Linked DNA regions of Mus musculus: region 2 is linked to region 1. The links are chromatin loops, found by intact Hi-C in ENCODE. Cell type or tissue: left cerebral cortex. All regions are shown on one strand. Each heading gives the region's core, and the rest is flanking DNA. Links, peaks and the distances in the headings are about the cores only.

Region 1 (2,920 bases), core at 163-2,662:
GCTGAGAACAGTGTCTGCCCTTCCAAAAGACTATGGTCTGATTCCCAGCACCTACTCACCAGCTCATAGCCATCGGTAGCTCTAGTTCTGAGGGATCCAACACCCTCCAGGAATGTACATGGTATACAGATTGCAGATAAAACATCTATATACTTTTTTTAAAAAAGAAAAAATTTGCTTGTTTGGTTTTTTCAGTATTGAAATACCTGAATGTGCTAAAATGTGCATCGTATGTTTTACAGATAGCATAGAAGCCAATGTGGAAAGCTCGGAGGTGCATGTGGAAAGAGCCACTGATCAGCTACAAAGAGCTGCTTACTATCAGGTAAAAGCCAGAGTCAAAGAAAGTCACTCTATGCTGTAGACTCTGTGAACTTCCAGGCTGTGTTAACACATTGCTGGCAGCTGCAGTCTTTTGCTTGAGTTTAAGCTGGATGCAGGCAGTCATAGTTTGCAGCTCTAGTCCCATTTTTAGTATTTATTTTTGTAGCCAGATCTCCAATACCATCAAATCCTGAATAACTTACATAGAAGCTGTGTGGCTATAAAGCTAATGCCACGAGCTAGCTTGATGCCTAAAGTCTAGCATGATGCTAACCTTATATCCTAAATGGGGGACTGTTGGGAGAGTAAGAGCCGCAGGACAGCAGAGCTTCAGAGACCCTGTAGCCGACTGCTGACTCAGAGCATGGAGCCATAGAACCGGCTGTGACGGACGGCTCATGGTGAACAGGCCTCAGGCACCATGGAGGTGATTCTGCTGGCTTTATGACTTTTTTGAGTCTTTTTGTTTTGTTTTGTGAGACAGGGTCTCACTGTGTAGTCCTGGCTGGCTTGGAATTCACATTGTAGAGCAGGTTGTCTTGGAACTCAAAGAGATTCTCCTGCCTCTGCCTCCCATGTGCTGGGATTAAAGGTGTGTGGCACAGCACCCTACTCTTTCTGAGTCTATAGTTGAGGTTTTAGATATTAAAAATGGTGTTGTATGACCTTTTAGAGGTAACTAGCATTTTAGTCATTTTCTGTATTCCTAGGGTAGCTGTATTTTACCTGGGAATATGCTTGAGGAAGTTGAGTTTCATAACAGTATTCTTGAAAAACTGATGATTTTAGTTCACAGCAGTAAAAGCGTAATCACATCTACTCAGGGTCGTAGTATGTGGGAGCTAAAGGATGTTGATGAGATTGTAGCAGAACAGGAGCGTTTGTGCTAAATGCTAACAAGAAGAACACCAAATGTACAGGCTGATCCAGTTACTCCAAATGGGGATGTGCACAGATGAGGGAGTGGGAGGAGCCTGGCATGCTGGCATGGGCCTGTAACCCAGCTTTCCGAGGCCAAGATAGTGGATCTCTATAGATTAAGCTAACCCGGACTATAGAGAGAGCTCCAGGCAGCCAAGGCTACGTAGTGAGACCTTATCTCAAACAAAAAGATAAACACACAAACAAGAGAGCAGAAAGAAGTAGAATCTTATGTTAACAGTCTTACATATGGATGATTATTTTCTTTCTACTGCTCATATATTTTACAGTAAACATACAATCTGATAGGTGTGGAGTGAGTTATTAAAATGCACACACAAGGGCCCAGAGCGAAGGCTCAGTGGTTAGAGCAGACAGGAGCCCGGAGTCCAAATCCTCAGCTCCCATCTCCCACGGGGGATTGTGGCACTGCTTGTAATTCCAGCCGATTCAAGAGTAGACTGGCTTGTGAGACAAGTCACATCAGCAGATAACACCTAGATCAAAGGCACAGCTCCCTCACAAATTTGTATTTGGGGACGATGACACTTGCAGTACTACTTAGAACTGTGGACTTGAGATTTTTGAGAAGATGTTTGCATCTTTATGCGTGGCAAGAGTTAATTCCAGGCTGGGGATGCCACTCAGAAGTGAGGCGCTTACCTAGCATGCACAAGGACCTGGGCTGAATCTCAGCAGTGAACTATAAGTATGTTCTGAATGACAAGGAGATGCAGGATTCAGAGGATGACGCACTCCGAGTCTTAGGTATACAAATGTCTACTTGTTTCATGAGTGTCTTTAAATATTTCTTTCCTCAGAAAAAATCTCGCAAGAAGATGTGTATCCTCGTGCTTGTCCTGTCAGTGATTGTTACAGTCTTGGTAGTTGTTATCTGGGTTGCTTCTAAATGAAGTGCTTGCCTCAGAGCCTCCTCCTGCTGAGTTGTTTTCAAGGGCAAGTGCTTGAGAGAGTCTTGCCAGAACAGACTGACCACAGAAGAGAGTGTACCAGAGTGTCCTGTGATAATTTAGCTAGAATCTAACTACTAACTAGTCCTTGGAATTAGTGACCATGGAGACAGTATTTATCAGTTTATGCATACATTCTATTCATTTGTCAAATAACGAATTACCTTATTCCTTTGTATTTTCCTTTCTCTTGTATTTTGATTGCCCTTATTGCAAGTGTTTATTGACAGTTCCATCGTGGATATTCTTTTTGACAGGTGACACTACATCATAAATTTGTCTTTTTGTATATACGCAAACTTTACCTTTTTATGAGTATCTGAGATAAATTTCCATCTGGAGCCAGCCTATTAGAGTCTGAGAAACTGTACAATATGCCAGCAATTTTTATTATTTAACATTTTGATTTTGTTTCTGAGGGGTCTGTTTTCTGTTTTGTAAGATTTTGGCACTATATATAACTGGGGATTAAGAACATTGCACCCGTGACTTCAGACAAAATGAGAAGAACCTGGCAGAGCCGGCCCACTGCCAGGTTGTGTGGGACAGTCTGGGTCTGAGGTGAATTGCCTTTATTGTCTGCTGGTGTTTACAGAGTCCATCCTCGAACACTAAGCCATCCCACTCCTGTTTAGAGAGGATCGGTTCATTACCATGCTTACAATCAGTCGGGTCTCTCCCACCTGTCTGCATAGAACGGAAGA
Region 2 (2,920 bases), core at 191-2,690, 59 kb before region 1:
CAGCTATGTCGTATTGAATTTTTTGTTGAATTTTTATCATGGATTCTAGTGGGTTTTAGTTGTTATTTTTATTTCTTTAAAACAACCCTATGGGGGCGGTGTTACTTTTTTTTTTAAATTTATTTATTTAAATTTTTTTTGTTGTTTTTGAGACAGGGTTTCTCTGTAAAGCCCTGGCTGTCCTGGAACTCCCTTTGTAGACCAGACTGGCATTGAACTCAGAAATCTGCCTGCCTCTGCCTCCCAAGTGCTGGGATTAAAGGCATGCGCTACCATGCCCGGCCTTTTTTTTTTTTTTTTTAAAGGTTTATTTTATGTATGTAAGTACACAGTTGTTTTCTTCAGACACACCAGAAGGGGGCATTGGATTCCATTACAGATGGTTATGACTCACTGTGTAGTTACTGGGAATTGAACTCAGGTCCTCTAGAAAAACAGTCAGTGCTCTTAACAGCTGAGCCATCTCTCAAGCCCCAGAGTGTTCCTTTCTTAAGTGCTAAGAATTGGACTTCATTTGAGCCCTGTGGGGCAAATGGGTGATATTGGGGACACATGTTTACCATGTGTCATGGACTACAAAGTAGGATCATTGCAGTAAAAATGGGCCAGTGGTTTAAGATATACTAATTTGCCCTTTCTTTCTGCCTAAGCCTAAGCCTTGTCAGTATTGCAACATAATTGCTGCATTTATTGGGAATAAATGCCAGCGCTGCACAAATTCAGAGAAGAAGTATGGACCCCCATATTCCTGTGAACAGTGCAAGCAGCAGTGTGCATTTGACAGGAAGGATGATCGAAAGAAGGTAAATGCTGTGTTTTTCTCCTTCCTCTCCTTCCTCTTCTTCTTCTTCTTCTTCCTCCTCGACTTCCTTCTCCTCTTTCTCTTTCTCCTCCTCTTAAGGAGTTGAGTTGGGCCCAAATCAGGTGGATGTGCTTTTGAGACCCTTCCCTGCCTCTGTTACCAACCTTGAAGAGTTAGACTTTGTTTCTTCATTCATCCAATCTTGACTATTCTAACATTTATTTAAATAAAGGTTTTTTGTTGTTGTTTTTGATTTTGTTTTTGAAACAGGGTTTCTCTTTGTAGCCCTGGCTGTCTTGGAACTAACTCTGTAGACCAGGCTGGCCTCGAACTCAGAAATCTGCCAGCCTCTGCCTCCCAAGTGCTGGGATTAAAGGCGTGTGCCTGGCTCATAAAGTATTTTGTTACCTTTTTTAATTGTGTTTATATGAGAGGGATGCTTTGTTTGTTCGTTTGTTTATTTAGAATTATTTGTGCATGTTTGGCCTGCATATATGCATGTGCACCACATGTGTGCTTGGTGCTGGAGAAGGTCAGGAGAGGGCATCAGACTCCCCGGTCTTGGATTTGGGTGCTGTTGTATTCACCATGTATGTGCTGAGAATCAAACCAGGGTTCTCTACAAGAGCAACAAGTACTCTTAACAGCTGTGCCATCTCTCCATCGGGTCTCCCATTTTGCTTTTTTAAGACAGGGTCTTGGACTAGAGAGGTGGCTCTTCAGTTAGCAGCACTGACTGCTCTTCCAGAGGTCCTGAGTTCAATTCCCAGCAACCACACAGTGGCTTATAAACCATCTATAATGAGGTCTGATGCCCTCTTCTGGTGTGTCTGAAGACAGCTACAGTGTACTCATACATAAAATAGATAAATGATTCTTTAAAAAAAAAAAAGACAGAGTCTCTTTGAATCTGTGGCTATCTTTTGTTTTTCGAGACAGGGTTTCTTTGTGTAACCCTGGCTGTCCTGGAACTCACTCTGTAGACCAGGCTGGTCTCGAACTCAGAAATTTGCCTGCCTCTGCCTCCCAAGTGCTGGGATTAAAGGCCTGCATCACCATGCCCGGCTTGTGGTTATCTTTTAACTTGCTATATAGACCAGGCAGGCCTTAAGTGTCGAGATTAAAGGGCTGTGCCACCATGCCCTATCTATTTCTTCCCTTTACAATTACATTTTGGGTATTTGCTTTTGTGTTCTTATGCACGCACATGCCTGCCCTTGTACCCCAGGCACACCTGTGGCAATCAGAGGCCGGCTTGCAGGAGTCCGACCTCCTCCTCTGTGCTTCCCAGGCCTGGCAGCAGATGCTTTTATTCACTGAGCTGCCTTGCTGGCCCCTATCATTTCTGTTTTGTTTTGTTTTGTTTTTTGTTTTTTTGAGGCAGAATCTTAACTCCTTATCCTGTCTTAGAACTCACTCTGTAACACAGGACTGAGCTACCACCAGTGTCTTGTCTGTCTGTCTGTTTGTCTGTCTGTCTCTCTCTCTCTCTCTCTCAGCAGAGTTAGAGTTTAATAAGAAAGACGTTGGGGCCCCGGGAGGAGTTCAGCCCCTCTGGCTGGGTTGAGCACCCAGCACCCGCATGACAGTGTCTAATGACACCTGTCACTCCAGCCTCATCTGATCTCCAGAGGCACCCGGTTGCCTGTGGTACACAGATGTCTCTGCAGCCATACACCCATACACATAAAGAAGATAAATCTAAAACATCTTTATTTTAAAGGTATTGGCCCAGATACCATGGCACATGTCTTCTTTTTTTTTTTTTCGAGACAGGGTTTCTCTGTGTAGCCCTGGCTGTCCTGGAACTCACTTTGTAGACCAGGCCGGCCTCTGCCTGCAGAAATACGCCTGCCTCTGCCTCCCGAGTGCTGGGATTAAAGGCATTCGCCACCATGCCCGGCTACATGTCTTCTTTAACATAGGTGAGACAGACAAATCTCCCTGGGCGACATAGTGAATTCCTAGAGACACAGAGATACTTGGTAAGACCATGTTTCTCTGTGTGGCCCTGGCTATCCTGGAACTCACTCTATAGACCAGGCTGGCCCTGAACTCAGAGATCTGCCTGGCTGTGCCTCTTGAGTGCTGGGACTAAAGGTGTGCAACATAAATAAG

Evidence for each region. Peaks named below come from ENCODE experiments on the same cell type or tissue, not always from the same donor. Only the 100,000 strongest peaks of a DNase experiment are listed, where the experiment ranks them.
Region 2: a loop joins it to region 1, with 3 times the contacts of the local background. A loop is called at or near these places in 14 of 42 quality-filtered maps.

The regions. Positions count from the first base shown.
Region 1 is chr4:132,854,705-132,857,624 of GRCm38, reverse strand. Stx12 (syntaxin 12) reads left to right here. Exons shown (of 9, transcript NM_133887.4): 8 at 243-325; 9 at 2,067-2,920. The coding sequence ends at 2,159. Among named protein-coding and RNA genes, the nearest start is that of Ppp1r8, 13 kb to the right of the region's middle. In left cerebral cortex, for the core only: no CTCF peak of the experiment used is centred there; a DNase peak (open chromatin) is centred at 1,251.
Region 2 is chr4:132,914,002-132,916,921 of GRCm38, reverse strand. Fam76a (family with sequence similarity 76, member A) reads left to right here. Exons shown (of 9, transcript NM_145553.2): 4 at 651-803. Among named protein-coding and RNA genes, the nearest start is that of Fam76a, 7.1 kb to the left of the region's middle. In left cerebral cortex, for the core only: a CTCF peak has its summit at 1,624 (motif pointing left); no DNase peak of the experiment used is centred there.